Linked DNA regions of Homo sapiens: all the other regions are linked to region 3. Evidence: chromatin loops called from intact Hi-C (ENCODE). Cell type or tissue: endothelial cell of umbilical vein. All regions are shown on one strand. Region 1 has its middle 2.7 kb from the start of LINC01819. Region 2 holds the start of LOC124907756 (a long non-coding RNA gene). Region 3 overlaps LOC105374570 (a long non-coding RNA gene).

The links. Hi-C counts contacts between places; a loop is a spot of excess contacts. Peaks named below come from ENCODE experiments on the same cell type or tissue, not always from the same donor. Only the 100,000 strongest peaks of a DNase experiment are listed, where the experiment ranks them.
Region 1: a loop joins it to region 3, with 2.2 times the contacts of the local background. A loop is called at or near these places in 8 of 110 quality-filtered maps.
Region 2: a loop joins it to region 3, with 4 times the contacts of the local background. A loop is called at or near these places in 5 of 110 quality-filtered maps.

Annotation. Positions count from the first base shown.
Region 1 is chr2:43,039,731-43,044,730 of GRCh38, forward strand. No RefSeq gene overlaps it. Among named protein-coding and RNA genes, the nearest start is that of LINC01819, 2.7 kb to the left of the region's middle. RefSeq lists enhancers at 1,273-2,215, 2,216-3,157, 2,220-2,514, 3,158-4,099. In endothelial cell of umbilical vein, no CTCF peak of the experiment used is centred here; DNase peaks (open chromatin) are centred at 2,361 and 4,711; H3K27ac peaks cover 838 bases.
Region 2 is chr2:43,072,797-43,077,796 of GRCh38, forward strand. The region is part of intron 2 of LOC107985876; the gene reads right to left. It overlaps LOC124907756 (a long non-coding RNA gene), which reads left to right and starts at 833. Exons shown (of 2, transcript XR_007086299.1): 1 at 833-1,057. In endothelial cell of umbilical vein, no CTCF peak of the experiment used is centred here; DNase peaks (open chromatin) are centred at 2,425 and 3,285; H3K27ac peaks cover 2,410 bases.
Region 3 is chr2:43,129,398-43,134,397 of GRCh38, forward strand. It overlaps LOC105374570 (a long non-coding RNA gene), which reads left to right. Exons shown (of 3, transcript XR_940018.3): 2 at 233-592; 3 at 1,657-2,977. Among named protein-coding and RNA genes, the nearest start is that of LINC02580, 29 kb to the left of the region's middle. RefSeq lists enhancers at 1,717-1,776, 3,875-4,638, 4,422-4,471, 4,639-5,000, 4,912-4,981 and a silencer at 2,267-2,316. In endothelial cell of umbilical vein, a CTCF peak has its summit at 2,328 (motif pointing right); DNase peaks (open chromatin) are centred at 1,774 and 2,334; H3K27ac peaks cover 444 bases.

The DNA of each region.
Region 1 (5,000 bases), 90 kb before region 3:
GGCCACGGTGGGTCTTTGCCCACAGAGGCTCACACACCACCCCTCCTGTTCCAACACCACCCCCTGCCCGGCCCCAGTTCTCCTACCAGCCCAGGGGACTCAGGTGGGCCAGACCTTTTCACACTGCCCCTCCCACACACACCACAGCAAGAGGGTGAGCCTCCCTCTTTCTCTGCCGGGGTCTCTGGGGCCTCCCACGACGGGGGTGGGTGGTGCCATAAGCCCTGGGTGCCTGTGGGCGGTGGTCCCACGGATGCCCTGCTCAGTTCCAGACATAGTTGTTATTTGGACTTTTCACATCAAAGTAATTAATTAAATATGCAATAGAATACATTCTCTTCCTCAGTCAGTGGCAACCCCATCCCTTCATTCACTGAGGCCGAAACCTTGGATAGCCGTCCTGGAGTTTTTCAGACCCATGTCCAAACCACTGGAGCATCTTGTCAGCAGGATTCCAACTTCTTCCAGAGCCCACCCGCCTCTCACCACCTCTCTGTCATTTCCCACCTGGATGATTACAACAGTCCCTGTCGAGGCCCTGGCCCCACCACGCCACCAGTGGGGAGAATGCTTCCTCTAGAAGGCTCTGGTGGATTTGGGTGATGAGGGGGAGAGGGGTAGTCCCGGGCCAAGCCACACCAGTGACCCCACGTGTGTTCAGAACCCTCCTGTCTACATTTGATTTCATCTTGGCTACTCTTGTCAAGACATGCAGTTTGTTAGTCTTGAGCAAGTAAGAGTCCTTATTTGTATGCCCTCACATGTTATCACAAATCCCCCAGATTCTTTTTCAGATCTCATGCCCTAATTTGGGGTTTATGAAATCTACCATGCTGATAGGGATTCCTGTCTGTCATGGGGACTTTGAGCCATGACTCAGAACAAGACACTTATCAATCTGGGGCCTCTCCGAAGATGCTGAGACCAGGGCCAGTCTCAGCTGCAACGCCCTGCTTGGAAGCCACTATGGGATGATTCTGCAACAGATATCATGATGCAACAGATGCCCATGAATGACATGGGAAAGCTGGGCCCCATCGCCCAGGGGGACACTCCTGCTGTGCTCTGTCAGCAGGAGGGAGCCTCCTAGGAACTTCATCAGGACCCATTCTTTCTCTTTTTCTTTTCTTTTTTTTTTTTTTTTTTTGTGAGACGGAGTCTCACTCTGTCACCCAGGCTGGAGTGCAGTGGCTCAATCTTGGCTTACTGCAACGTCCGCCTCCTGGGTTCAAGCGATTCTTTTGACTCAGCCTCCTGAGTAGCTGGGATTACAGGCATGCACTGCCATGCCTGGCTAATTTTTGTATTTTTAGTAGAGACAAGGTTTCACCATGTCGGCCAGGCTGGTCTCAAACTCCTGACTTCAAGTTGTCCTCCCACCTTGGCCTCCCAAAGTGCTGGGATTACAGGCGTGAACCACTGCGCTTGGCCAGGACCCATCTTTGTGTGGGATCCCTGGCTCAGTGCTAGGACAGAAACAGGTTTTCCTTGGACTCTGTGGTGTGTGCTTGAGTGTATGTGGGTGAGTGTGTGTGTGATAACGCACCCTGCCCTGCCTTTCCCTCCCCACTCCTCCAACCTGGAGGTGACAGTCACAGGGCCCAGCCCCTCCCTGCCACCTTCCTGCCCCAGCCCCATCTCCATTCAGGGGCAAGTCCTGCTGTGGTGCTTAGAGTGCAGCTCTTTCAGGCTTTCCTTTCGCTTAGCCTTGATTTCCAGGCCACCATGATCAGACTGGGCTCCCAGGCAGCATCGGAGCATCCCCAAATCCAGGGCTGGGAGGAGCCAGGCCATCTTGTCCAAGTAAGGACTTGAAGTTCAGAGAGGAGAAGGCACCAAGCTTGTGTCACCCGCAGGTCCATGCAGAAGGGAGATTAGAACCCAGATCTGCTTTTCAGCCCAGGCCAGGCCTGCTACAAAAGGGCGGGAGGGGGCACCCAGGCTGAGGTGCTGGAATTAGCAGTTCTCTTTACCCTCAAATTAGCCCTGAGGCTGGCCCAAGCCCCTCCCTGCCAGCGTGCCCCTCTGTCTTCAGGAGCCCCCAGTGCCTGCCAGGGGCTTCTCCCCTTTTGCCAGCTTGCATCCATCCCCCACGGTTCCGTCTCTTGGCTGCTGCTTTTACAGGCTCCAAGCAGTGGGGAGGCTGATGGGGAGAGGGGGTCTGTGTTGGACTCAGCCAGACTTACTTCCAGCCAGTCCTCTTGCCCTCCCCTCCACAGACTGCCTAGAGACCAGGGAGCTCTCCCAACCCCACCCCTCGCCCCACTGCCACAGCTCTGACTCAGCCCATAAATTACCTAGGAATGGTCCGCTGACTCAGCCAGGAAGCCCAGAGCCCCCTTCCCCACCCTCAGGCCTCAACCCCACAGCTGGCTTTCATTCCAGAGTACTTGGCCCCCTCCCCTCAGGAAATTCCTGGAAAATATCAGGCTTCTTGGAGGGGAGATCTAACCACAGCCCCGGCAGGGAGCAAAGCCGCTGCAGCCTCATCCATCATTCTGCCCCTGCCCCTCCTCCAGCAGCTTGTGTGTTGCATGGGACTGAGCATGGAAGTGTCAGACCCCATAAAGTGATGGGTGCATGGCTCTGAGGGGAACTCCGGGGAGGGAGGAGAGAGGTGAGGCTGGCATGGGGTAGGGCAGTCAGGGCAGGCTGCTGGGAGGTGGAGGACTTTGTTTTGGGCCAGAAACGATGATAAAAACTGCTAAGTGCAGAAATGGAAAGCGTGCTTCAGGCCCAGGGGATGGCATAAGAAAAGGCTAGAGGTAGAAACCAACCGGTGTGTAGGGGGATGGGGAGGAAATTTGAGAATAAGCAGGGCTAGGCCAGTCGCGGTGGCTCATGCTTGTAATCCCAGCACTTTGGGAGGCCGAGGCAGGTGGATCACCTGAGGTCAGGAGTTCGAGACCAGCCTGGCCTACATGGCAAAACCCTGTCTCTTCTAAAAATACAAAAATTAGCCGGGCGTGGTGGCACACGCTTGTAATCCCAGCTGCTTGGGAGGCTGAGGCAGGAGAATTGCTTGAACCGGGGAAGCGGAGGTTGCAGTGAGCCGAGATTGTGCCACTGCACTCCAGCCTGGGTGACACAGCAAGACTCTGTCTAAAAACAAAACAAAACAAACAAACAAACAAAAAACAAAAACAGAATAAGGTCTAGAGGAGTGGCCGGACCGGAGAACCTGGGCTGATCAGGCCAGAGGGCCGGGGCCGGGGCCAGGCTGTGGAATTTGCAGGAAGTCTCCAAAGCAAAGGCCCAAGAGACTCTGGGAGACCTGGGAGCAAAGGAGAGCGTTTGGGGGCGGGGAGATGAATCTTGGACTAAAAGAACCTTGGCCAAGGAACACTGGTCCCTGCAACATCCTTGGACCACCTTGGGATCCCAGTGCCTGCTTCGACCTGAGGGGTGGGGCGGGGCATCTGATCATCACACTCCAGTCGGGGCAGAGGCAGGGCTCCGACTCTCAAGCAGCTCAGACTGAGGGACATGGCTGTGGCCTCAAAGAGCCCCCATTCTGAGGTGGGAACACAGCCCCTTCCTCAGGGAGCCCCCAGTTAAAGGGAGACACAGAACTCCCAGGCCCTTCCTGCCCCCCAGGCCTTAGTGTCCCCTCAAATCCGTTCCTCAGAAACCCCATTGGCTTTTGAGGGAAAGCCAAGTCCAATTCTCTGATAAAACTTTTCTTTTTTGGCTGCTTCCCCTCAGACAATACAAACTTATAAATGTACAAAAATTCCTGGCCAACCTCCCCCAGGAAGGATGGCTGGGTGATGGGCTGTGGCCTCAGTAATGGAGTCACCGAGAAGGGAAGCTGGCTGAGCAAAGGTACGGCCAGGGTAGGGGGGCTGTCCCTCCTGCCATCCATGGCAGAGGGGTGGACACCAAGCCAGGGTACTGTGGGGAAAGGTCTGCTGCGTCTCCAGCGTTTACCTACCCTTCCTGGGAACAGCAATTCTGCCATGGCCTGGCAGGAGTCAGGGAGGGGTGTGATGGATTCAGAGAGAAAGGTAGGGGCGCAGCCAGTCCGACGAAATGAAAGCAGAGAAAGAGGTGGAGAGGAGGAGGACACGGAGCAGAAACTCCTTGAAAGCAAGGTTTCCTCGTGGATTCTAGGCCCAGAAGCCAGGGAAGCTTCTTCATAAATGGGCGTCCCCAGGAAGGCCTCCTCATTCCCAGACTGGAGCTTTTGAGGCTCTAGTGTCTGTCAAAGCCCTCAAAACATTATATCGACATTCCCAGGTTACATGTGGGACCCCCCCTGACCTCATCCTGAGCCCCAGAGACAGAGCTGCCTTGGTCACTGGTGCATCCCAGCACCTGGTGTGTGTTGGGGGGTGGGGGGTCCTTCCCCCCCGCTGTCTGTCCCAGTGCAAAAAAGAAAGAGGGAAAGACTGGGCCACCGGAGGCCAGACAGGCCCAGCACGGATGTGGCCTCTGGGAAATGGCCCAGGGGCTTGCCCTCCTTCCCAGCTGGCTCTGGGAGCCTGAGCAGGGGCTGGCCCGCCCTCCCCTTTGTGACAGGGCAGGAGGGGGTTAGCCAGGTTACCTCTGTGGGCCCCAGCCCCTGAGGGGTGGTGGGTCTCTCAGCCAGGCTGGTCTGGGGAGCGGGGAGGGCATCCTGCCTCATTGTCACTGGCCCAGCGCATTTCCAGAAATTCTTCCCATCGGTAAGAAGAGGAAAGAGAGGCCAGGGCAGCCTCACAGGCCAAGTGGGAACCAGGTTTCCCGGAGCTCTCACGGCCCAGCCCGAGCTTGGGGCCTCCTGTCTGGGCCAAAGGGTCAGCTCAGCCCTGGGACGGGGATATGTCAGGAATAACTGGCCGGTGGACCCAGGACTCACCTTATCCATGCTGGGCCAGGCCGTGTTTGTGTTTGCAGGACAGAGACAGGAGGAAAGAGGCCTGGAAATGCCTGGGCTTCCCACAGGACTTATTTAACTCTAGCGTCAGGGAAGACTAAAGCTTATATTCATTCCACAGTATATACTGCCTCCCCTCTAC
Region 2 (5,000 bases), 57 kb before region 3:
TAAGGGAAGTCCTGTTTCGTGCCCATTTCTTGTGAGTCCTCTGACAACGCACGTCAACAACCTTTGGGGCTTGTTAAAAATTCAGACTTCTGGGCTGGGCGCGGTGGCTCACGCCTGTAATCCCAGCACTTTGGGAGGCCGAGGCGGGCGGATCACGAGGTCAGGAGATCGAGACCATCCCGGCTAAAACGGTGAAACCCCGTCTCTACTAAAAATACAAAAAATTAGCCGGGCGTAGTGGCGGGCGCCTGTAGTCCCAGCTACTCGGGAGGCTGAGGCAGGAGAATGGCGTGAACCCGGGAGGCGGAGCTTGCAGTGAGCCGAGATCCCGCCGCTGCACTCCAGCCTGGGCGACAGAGCGAGACTCCGTCTCAAAAAAAAAAAAAAAAAAAAAAAAAATTCAGACTTCTGTGCCCATCCCAGATTATTTAACTGAACTGTATAGGGATGGGGCCCCAGAATATGCATTTACAGCAACCTCCCAGGTGATTTTTGACAACACTTGCAGCTCTTTCTGTCATGCTGGACCCTCTTGCCAGGATTATCCTCCCTCTTGGCAAAGTAAGAGGGTGCCTGCCCAAAAAAGCTTCTCTCTCTGTTAAAAATTCCACTGGTGAAGCTTTGCTCCTTGGGTTAGGAGCTTGCCCCTAGAAGTGGTCTTGTCAGCAAAGATGTTAGAGGATAAAGACAGCTGGCTGATGGCCAAATTGTGTCTGGGGCCCCTGGGTGGAGACACAGGCTGAACTTCCCAGACAAGAAAAAGGCTTAATCATATTGCCCAAGGGCCATGATCTAGCTCAGCCTGAAGCCAGGGAGAGGCTGAGAAATAAGCCATTTGTTCTTTGCTGGCGTGGGAAGAGCTCGGGTTTTGGAGAAGCAGCGTGGACATTGGACTGTGACCCTGAACGTTGCCTTCAACTTCTCTGAGGCTCAGCCTCCTCCTCTGAGATACGTTCCTCACGCAGCTGTTGTGAGTAGATGAAATAATGTATGTAAAGCTCCACAAGGCTTCGGCATACAGGAGAGGCTCAATGCTGCTTGTTGAATGCATGAACAGGTAAGTACATAGTGAAATGGACAGATGGAAGAATGGACAGATGGATGGATGGACAGACAACCTCTGTGGACTCCTCTTCCTTACTTGCAGAAAATCAGCCTGTGCCTCTGAATTGATTATCCCCACAATCCTCCACCCCAGCCCCCCAGTGTAGTACCCTGACATCTCACAGATGTCTCGCTTTGGGGTCCAAGTCGTGCCTCCTAGGAAAAGCCCCTCTCCTTTCCCCATCCCTCTCCCCTTAGTGCCCTTTTCCAAGCCCCTATCTAACTCCAGGGCACTCCTGTCTGGCATTAGGTCTCAAATTCAGAGCAGGGGCATATCTCAAGGCACAACCTTGACTGGTTCCCCCCAGGTCCACCTACAGTTGCTACTGACTCCAGCTCCGTTCACCTTTCTGACCAGCTTGCAGGAGCAGCCCCATCTTCAGGCTGGCTAGGACTTGTGGAGGAAAATCAGCTGAGGGAGGCACAGATCCTGCCCTCTTGGAACTTGGAGTCCAGGAGGAAAAGGAGGACACTGTTAAAAGGCGGTCACCACTGAATGTGAGAAAGCATTCCTAGCTGGCAGAATTAGGGAAGACTGCATGAAGGGGGCCACATTTGGATCTTCAAGACCTGATCCATTTGGGCATGCAGAGTTGGGGAAAAGCATTCCAAGAAGGAATAGCCTAAGCAAAGGCAGAGAGGGCCAAGTAGAAGATGGTTGTGTCTGGCAGGAGCATGGGTGAGGGGAGGTGGACCAGGAGAGCCCAGATCCATTTGGGAAAACCATTGTCCAAGACCATGAATGCCGAACTGAGGCATTAACTTGACTCCTTGAATGTCAATCCAAGCAGAAGCAGGGGCTGTAGTCTGCCTGTGGCCTCTATCCCTCTCCCCTAGGGGATCTAGTCACAACCTCTCTCTGTACCCTGCTACTGTTCTCCCAGCAGGCATCCCTGAGCTCTGGCCTGGGTGCCCAGGGAAAGGGTCATTCACTGAGCCTTCCATGATTCATGGCAGCTCAGTGGGCCATCTTTTCTGGGGCCATCTGCATTTACAAAGCAGCACAGACTCTGTCCATCACTGGTTCCAAGGAGTGAATGGAGGAAGTTCAGGCCTTACACAGGCTGTTGGGGGTATAAGGCCCGAACTTACTCCTGAGTGTTGTCTGCTGATACCTGTGTAAGGGTGAGGGGCTACTCAGCCCCAGACACATGCTGTCAGTCCTTTGGTTGTAGGCCACCCTCTCTTCCTCCTCTACTCCCTACAGCCTGCAAGTGGCAGGTCTGGCCTCTGCACTTTCCCCAGCTAATCCAAGCCACACAGAGTGCAGCCAGCCCGCCAGCGAGTCTTGTTTCACTGGAATGTTGGCATCAAACTTGAGATCGGAAATGAACTCATTATCTGATTATTTTTATTTATGAAAATATAACTGCTCTGGGAGAGGCCTTTCTAAGTGGATGAGTAATTCTCTCCCCTTCACACACACATGCTCAGACTCATATGTTTAGACACACACATACTCAGAAACTCAGATATTCAGACCTCTCTTCAGACACACACACAGGCAGCCACATGTTCCTTTATGTACACACGCATCACATGGAGATGTGTGCTCTGGGTCTAATAACACCTTTGAGGACAGGGACCTTGCCTCTTTTATTTACTGTGGAATCTCCCATGGCACATAATAGGCAACAGTAAATATTTGCAGAATGATTGAATGAATGAATGAATGTCTAAGTCATAGATGCATGCACCCACACACACATTATTACTCAGACATACACACTTACATGCATACATATATATCTGGGCTCTCTCCCTCTCTGGAATAAAGTCAGTGAATCGCTAATTCTGCAGCCTGAAGTCTTCACACCATGAACTGCATCATGAAGGTACCATCCAGGACCTTCCAGTGGAGATGCCCGTTGGCAGTTCCCAGGAGGCCAAAGCAGCATTCCCCCTGACCCACTAAGGCCTCACCAGATGCTCACAGCCATCCCAGGCCTTGCCAACCTGAGACCAAATGTGTTGGTATGGCCAAGAAAGCCTGAGAGGGTTACTAAAGGCAAATTGTTTTCCAGGAATGTTCTCTGTGTGCTGCCCCCACTCATCCATGGCTGGCTCACTGGAAGGTCCTGGCATGGGGTCTTGGATGATACCAGCCCCCAGGCTCTGTCTCTCTCTCTCTCTCCTCCAGCTCACAGCCATGACTCAGGCTATTCAAGGCCTGCAAATGTCTCCCTGGGAGGGGACTGGGCCAGAGGCATGGCTGGTGGCCAGGCAGGGGTGAAGATCCCAAGAAAGAACTGCCTGGAGGCTGATCTCAGGGCAGAGCACCCAGCAGGTCCATAATGCTGAGCCCTGACTATCTCTACATTCCTCCCCACAGAGAGGGCAGTCTTTGTGTGGTCAGAAGAACTCTGGGCTAGAGGAAGACTCACCTGAGTTGACATCCCTGCTGGCCACATACTGGCCATGTGGCTTTGGACAGGTCACTAACCTGGAGCTTCAGTTGCCTCCAGCACCTTGTGCAATTGCATCCTTCCTGCCTTGCTGCCCCAGGCCCCATGCTTTCCTGACCTTCCTACCAGGCCTTGAAGAAGAGCCCGCAACTCCCTCCGTAGCATTTCAGGCCTCTTCAAGTGGCTCTTTATGTTTCTTTCTTTGTCTGTTTTGAGACAGGGTCTCACTCTGTCACTCACGCTTGAGTGCAATGGTGTGAACATGGCTTACTGCAGCCTCCACCTCCGGGCTTAAGCGATCCTCCCACTTCAGCCTCCTGAGTGGCTGGGACTAAGGCATATGCCACCACACCCTGCTAATTTTTGTATTTTTTGTAGAGATGGGGTTTCACCATGTTGCCCAAACTGGTCTTGAACTCTTGGAGTCAAGCAATCTGCCTGCCTTGGCCTCTCAGAGTGCTGGGATTATAGGTGTGAGCCACCATGCCCGGTCTCAAGTGGCTCTTTAAAGGCATGAGCCCTCTAGGATGGGTCTTTCCATTCCTTATAGCCAACAGTATGAAAGAGCACCTGACCTTCCCAAGAAGCTGCACCTGGAACGGGGAGGGCACTGGGAGGTGGGGACAACTATTTCATTAACACTATTATGTCCCAAAGCCTGGCCAGTGAGAAGGACGGACTTGACCTCTTAAAACTCCAAGTCTCCTGGCCAGGCGTGGTAGCTCACGCCTGTAATCCCAGCACTTTGGGAGGCCAAGGTGGGCAGATCACCTGAGGTCAGGAGTTTGAGACCAGCCTGGCCAACATGGTGAAACCCCGCCTCTACTAAAAATACAAAAATTAGCCAGGCATGGTGCTGCATGCCTGTAGTCCCAGCTACTCAGGAGGCTGAGGCAGGAGAATGGTTTGAACCCTGGAGGCAGAAGTTGCAGTTAACTGAGATCACGCCATTGCACTCCAGCCTGGGAGGCAGAGAGACTCTGTCTCAAAATAAATTTTTAAGTTAAAAAAACCTCAAGCCTCCCAGGAATTCCACTCCTACTTGTCCACCCAAGAGAAATGAATGCATGTGTGCATGACTAGGTATGCACATGAATGCTTTATTCATAGTACCTCAAACTAGAACACCCAAATATCCATCAGCAGGGGAGCTAAACAAATCGTGGCATACTCATATAATGGAACACTACACAGTGATTAGAACACAACAACAAAAAGCATCTGCTACACACAACTGCATGGGTGAATCTCCCACGCATTATATTGAGTAAAATAAGCTGGACATAGACAGACTGTTTGATACCATTTGTATGAAGGTCAAGAACAGGTTAAATGAATCTAGGATGTCAGAAGTCAGACTAGCAGTCACCACTAGGGATGGTATTGACTGGAGAGGGGCACAAGGGAACCAGCTTTGGAGCTAGAAGTGTTTCAAATCTTGATCTGGTGTTTCCATGGGTCTAGACACACATGTGGCTATCCATCGAGCTG
Region 3 (5,000 bases):
ATTCTAGAACTTGGAGAAGGAGCCAAGGGTCTGAGCAGACCACAGGCCGAGTTCAGCAATGGTGCCAATCACTCTCAAGGCGTGCAGTTCCCTAGAAGCATTCATAAGAACTCAGCTCAGGACTTAAAGGGACCCTATCAGCTCTGAGGCCAGATGTTGTCAACTGACCTTAAATCATTGAGGTGGGATCTCTTCTCTGAAATGTTCCCTCTCCCCTTTCCCTTCTCTGCAGGGCCCCAGCCTCTTGGCTGGCCAGTGAACACTTCCAAGAACCTTCATACTTAATACCTCTATCACTCCTCCACTCAACAGGTGAGGAAACATCAGTCCAGTGAGAGTGGCATGTGTGGGGAGGAGCCCAGGCTTGCTCTGACCTCTCTCTGGGGCCCCCCACTCCAGAAGGTTGGAACAGCATTCTACAGCATTCCAGGATGTGGAGGGGGCAGCAGTGTTTGTGTGCAGAGTGGCGAGGCCGACCTCCGATGAGCTTCCCGTAGGAAGGGTGCAGTGGGGGGTGCTCACCCTGCCCAGGGATGCTATCTGCTCCAGGACTTGTTTATCAGCCCACGGGGTGATCGGCATGACATCAATGGTGAGGTTTTTTGGGTTTCGTGGTTTTGTTTTTTTCTTTTTCCTTCTAAGGAACAATTCGTTTTGGTCAAATAACTAGAGCAAAAGTGACTGGTGTTTAGACACCTCTTTCCCCAGCCTCTGGCAGTGCCATTGGAGGAACCGTCCCCTGAGGGTCATAGAGGAAGCTGTCTGGCAGCTCAGAGGGTTGCCTCTTGTCCCTGCCCAGCCCCACCGGCTTCCCCTGGCTGCCTCCCTCACATGCCAGGCTTGGGCAGCTTCCCATCACAGACCGAGGTCCAGCCAGAGAGGCCTGTGCTCAGCCCCTCCCTGGGGCCTCTCAGTCTCCCCTCTCTGCTGTCCCGCTCAAATGGTGGGGAGGGGGTAGAGTAGGACAATTCAGAGAGAGGAACTAATCCCCTCCCTCATCCCACTGGGATGCAGAGGAGGAGGCCAGGCTGAAAGGGAACCACACACATCTCCAGTCACTTCTGTCATTGCTATACTGACCCTACAGCACTTCCCATGTGCCACTGGGCCTGCAGGTCGGTATTGGCAAGGGTGAAGGTGAGGGGACGCAAAAGGGAATGCTAGGCTGTGGCGGGGAAGGGCTGGCCTGGGCTCCCAGGAGGTGAGGGGCTGAGTCCCAGGTCATGGTGGCCGGACACAGAGGCGGGTAGAAGGCCAGCAGGGCTGCCCCATCTGAGCCTGGGAGAGCCTGGGAACCCAAAGGCCCATCACAGAGGCTCGGAGGCAGCTGTGTCCACGCGAGACAGAACTTAGGCTGGACTTGGGGGTACAACCCCAGGATAAACTTGGACACATTGAAGGGCAAGCAGCTTGGCCTCTGTCCAACAGGAAACCCCCTCTGCACAAGGAGAGAGGGAATGAGCACAGAGTAGAGGTGCCATGTGTTTCCCAGGGCTTCACTGCAGACAGCATCTCCTGGGAGGTAAACTGAGGCCCCTGTGTGCAAAGCAAGAAACTAGGGCAAGCCCCTTGGGGCTAAAGGTCAAGGAACTGAAGGTTCCAATTTACCTGCCCTGGTAGTTTCTGGCAAGAGACCTCCACCGCCTTCCCTTCCAGGATATGCCAGGCTGCAGGCTACAGTGCCGAGAAGGAGAAGACGGAGGCGGTGGTGATGTCACCCAAGGAATTAAGTAAGCAGGGGAGCTGATAACATCGTCCAGCCAGGCTCACTGTGGGCAGGGTGACTCACTGAAGACGGCCTGCGATCGCCAGGTGATTGTTGTTGTGCCCAGCCTGTGGGGCTGGGGAGGAGGAAGGGGGGCAGGCCACAGAGCTGTGACAAGTTCCTCACCGAGGCCCCTGCTCAGGGGAGAGACCTCAGTACACAGTGTCCTCCACCTCTGAGCCCGGGGCTGGCTCAGGAAACAGCCCCCCTCTGCCTGTGCGATTATCTTTGTCCACAGTGTTTGGTGTGTGTTTGTGGGGTGTGTCAGGTGATTTTCCTGCCCGAAGCCTGCTGGGTGCTCCAGGTACTAGCGATTGCTCACAGCAGAGCAGTAGCCCCCTCCCTGGTTGGACAACTGTCTGTGGAGACAACACCGGATGGCAAACTGCTAACCGCAACCACGTGGCGTCCTTACAGAGGGAACAGCCTGTTCCTCCCGCTGAGGGCACCTGCAGACCTGCCCCATTCATGGCTCCCTTCTCCCTCAGTCCCTGCTGAGGGGATGGTCCCTTCCCACCCTTAAGGGCACCATGGACTGTTGTCCAAGTTGAGAACTGTCCAACTGCAGGGGGCACCATTCACTTGGCAGTCTTCGTGCCAGATGCTATGGCTGTCCACAGTGGCCCTGCCCCTTCCCTTTTGTAAATTACTTCTCAGTTCCCTCCTCCACCAGAATTATCACACCAAACTTTCCCCCATGTATGCTTGCTTCTTTATCACCTGACACTCTCATTCATTCATTCCACAAAAAAATTGTGGCGTTTGTGCAAGGTACTATTCTAGGCAAGGGAACAAGACAGACCCTCCTGGAGCTCATGGAGTTCATATTCTAGCATGGGGGAGAACCAATAAATAAATAATTGGATACATAAAACTGCAAGTGACAATAAGTGCTACAAAGAAAACTAAAGCCAGCCCAGGATAGAGGGTGATAGTGCCCTACTTCAGCTAGGACTGCCAGAAAGGCTTCTCTGTGGGGAGGTGGCCTCTGAGGGGAGACCTGGAGGCAGCAAAGGAGGAAGCCTTCCCGGCAGAGCCCCTCCCATTGGCACCCAATGCCAAAAGAAGTTTCTATAACCCGTCCTGGTTCTGCCAGGAGCCTGCGGCATGGCCTGGGGCGCTCAATTCCCAGTGCAGGGTGTCTATTTCTTCCCCCAACAAACAAGAGGCCTAGTCGCATAGTCTCTTCCAGCACAAATTCACCCACCTGTCGGCTTGAGGAACATGACAGGAATCTGGGTTGGAAGGCCAACTCAGCCACCCACAAGCTGTGTCATCTTGAGCAGGTTACTCAGCCTCTCTGAGCCAGTTTTCTTTCCTATAAAATGTCAGGGAATTGTGGAGGATTAAATGAGGTTGTGGAACTGAAACCACCTGGCACAGGTGCTATCTATGAAGTGAGTGCTTCATAGATATTTTCTGGGGCTGCGCCTAGGTGAGGTGGGGCGAGGTGGGGTGAGGTGGGGCGAGGTGGGGTGAGGTGGGGCGAGGTGGGGTGAGGTGGGGCGAGGTGGGGCCTGGGGGTGCGGTGAGGAGGCGGCTTCCACTGGAGGAGCCTGGAGAAGGCAATGCTGACCCCAAGACGCAAAGCTCTGGTGGCTGCCCAGGTCTGCAGTGGCAGGGCCCGGGGAGCTGGCCCAGGCTGGGACCCTACCTCTACCCACCCCGGGCCTGTGCACTTCCCACTGACAGCAGCCGGTGGGGCGGGCAGGGAGCTACAGTGGGGCCCCCAAGAACTGTCACTCCGCGGCCTAGCTTTCAACATCCTTTGGGGCCCAAGCCACTCAGTTCAACCTCTCTTCCTTCCTCCTTCACTCAGGCTGTTTTGAGTGAGGGCCAGCCACACTCAGACTCCAGCCATGGTGCTCCCTCTCAGCTCCAAGAGCCCAAGGCAAGGAGGTGGAAGGTTAATCAGAGTCCACCCTGGTCAACACAACTTCCCTAACACCTGATGTGAGTTTAGGCATTTAGACCCTGCCGGGAACCCAGAGGAACATGCAGGTGCTCAGCAGGTGCAGGGTGCGGGCAATAACACCAATAGCAGTAATAATAACTAGCCTTCTCGGCTGCCATGGGCCAGGTGCTTTTCATCTAAGACCTTGCTTGATGTTAATCCTGAGATGTGGGCATTTTTTATCCCCTTTCATACTTGAGGAAACTGAGGCTCCAGGAAGGAGGGGTTGTGGGGTGTCGGCGGCAGGGTTTGTGGGCCTACTTCCTGCAGGACAGGAACCTTGCAAGGCACAGGGGATCTGGAGAAGCAGAATTGGAAAGACTCGGGTGGGTGGACCAGCCTGAGGCTGGGGAAGGGCCTTGCAGGGGATTCCTGTCCCACAGATGCCTGCAGGCCCAGGTGTGAGGCCCCCAGCCCCACCACCCCAGCCCAGCCCACAGCTGCTGTGTCACAACCCCTAGAGCGGCTTGGGACTCTGAGTCTCCAACAAGCTCCCAGGTGACCTGGAAGCAGCTGGCTCAGTCTGGGAGGCCAGAGCTGGGCTGCAAAGCCCTGACAAAGCCATTTCTCAGGCCCTCCTGACTTTGAGGCAGGAAATGATCATCATGGCAGCTAATATTAATTGACACCTTACCTGCACAGTAGGTGCTGTGCTAAGCACTTTGCATATGTGAACCTACTTAACTCTCACAATAGTTCTGCGAGGAAGAGAACCTGGGCACAAAGAGGCTAAGTGACTTGCCAGTCATACAGTGCTGGCATTGAACCTGGACACCTGGCTCAAGGCCACACATCTGCCCGCAAAGCAGGATGCCTGGGGTAGGGAAGGCGGCAGGGCAGGGCCTCGAGCACTGGGTCTGAGTGCGGGGCTGGACCTGGTAGGCCCTGGGCAGCAGCAGGTTTCTGAGCAGGGGACCGGCATGCTCCCCAGGACTGGCCACATGGTGTGCGCGTGAGGGAGGCCTGGGCAGACAAGCTCAACACCACTAAGGGCTGAATGTGAAACCCTCCCGCAGGGATGTGGTTTTGACATGAGAAGGCAAAAGAAATAACGCTTCCCTCAAAGGAAAGAACTGACAAACAAAGCTGGGCGCCCATGTGTCGGGCACAAACACTAAAGGTGGAAGTTCAGACGCTAGGAAGGGCGCCCGCAGCCACTTCCTCTGCCGCCCCTCTTCCCCTGCAACAAGGCCTAGTATAGATAGGTGCACAGCTCCTGGGCCTGAGGTCTAAGGACAGCCAGCCTGGGGGACCACCTGTCTGTCCACATGTGTGTGCAAG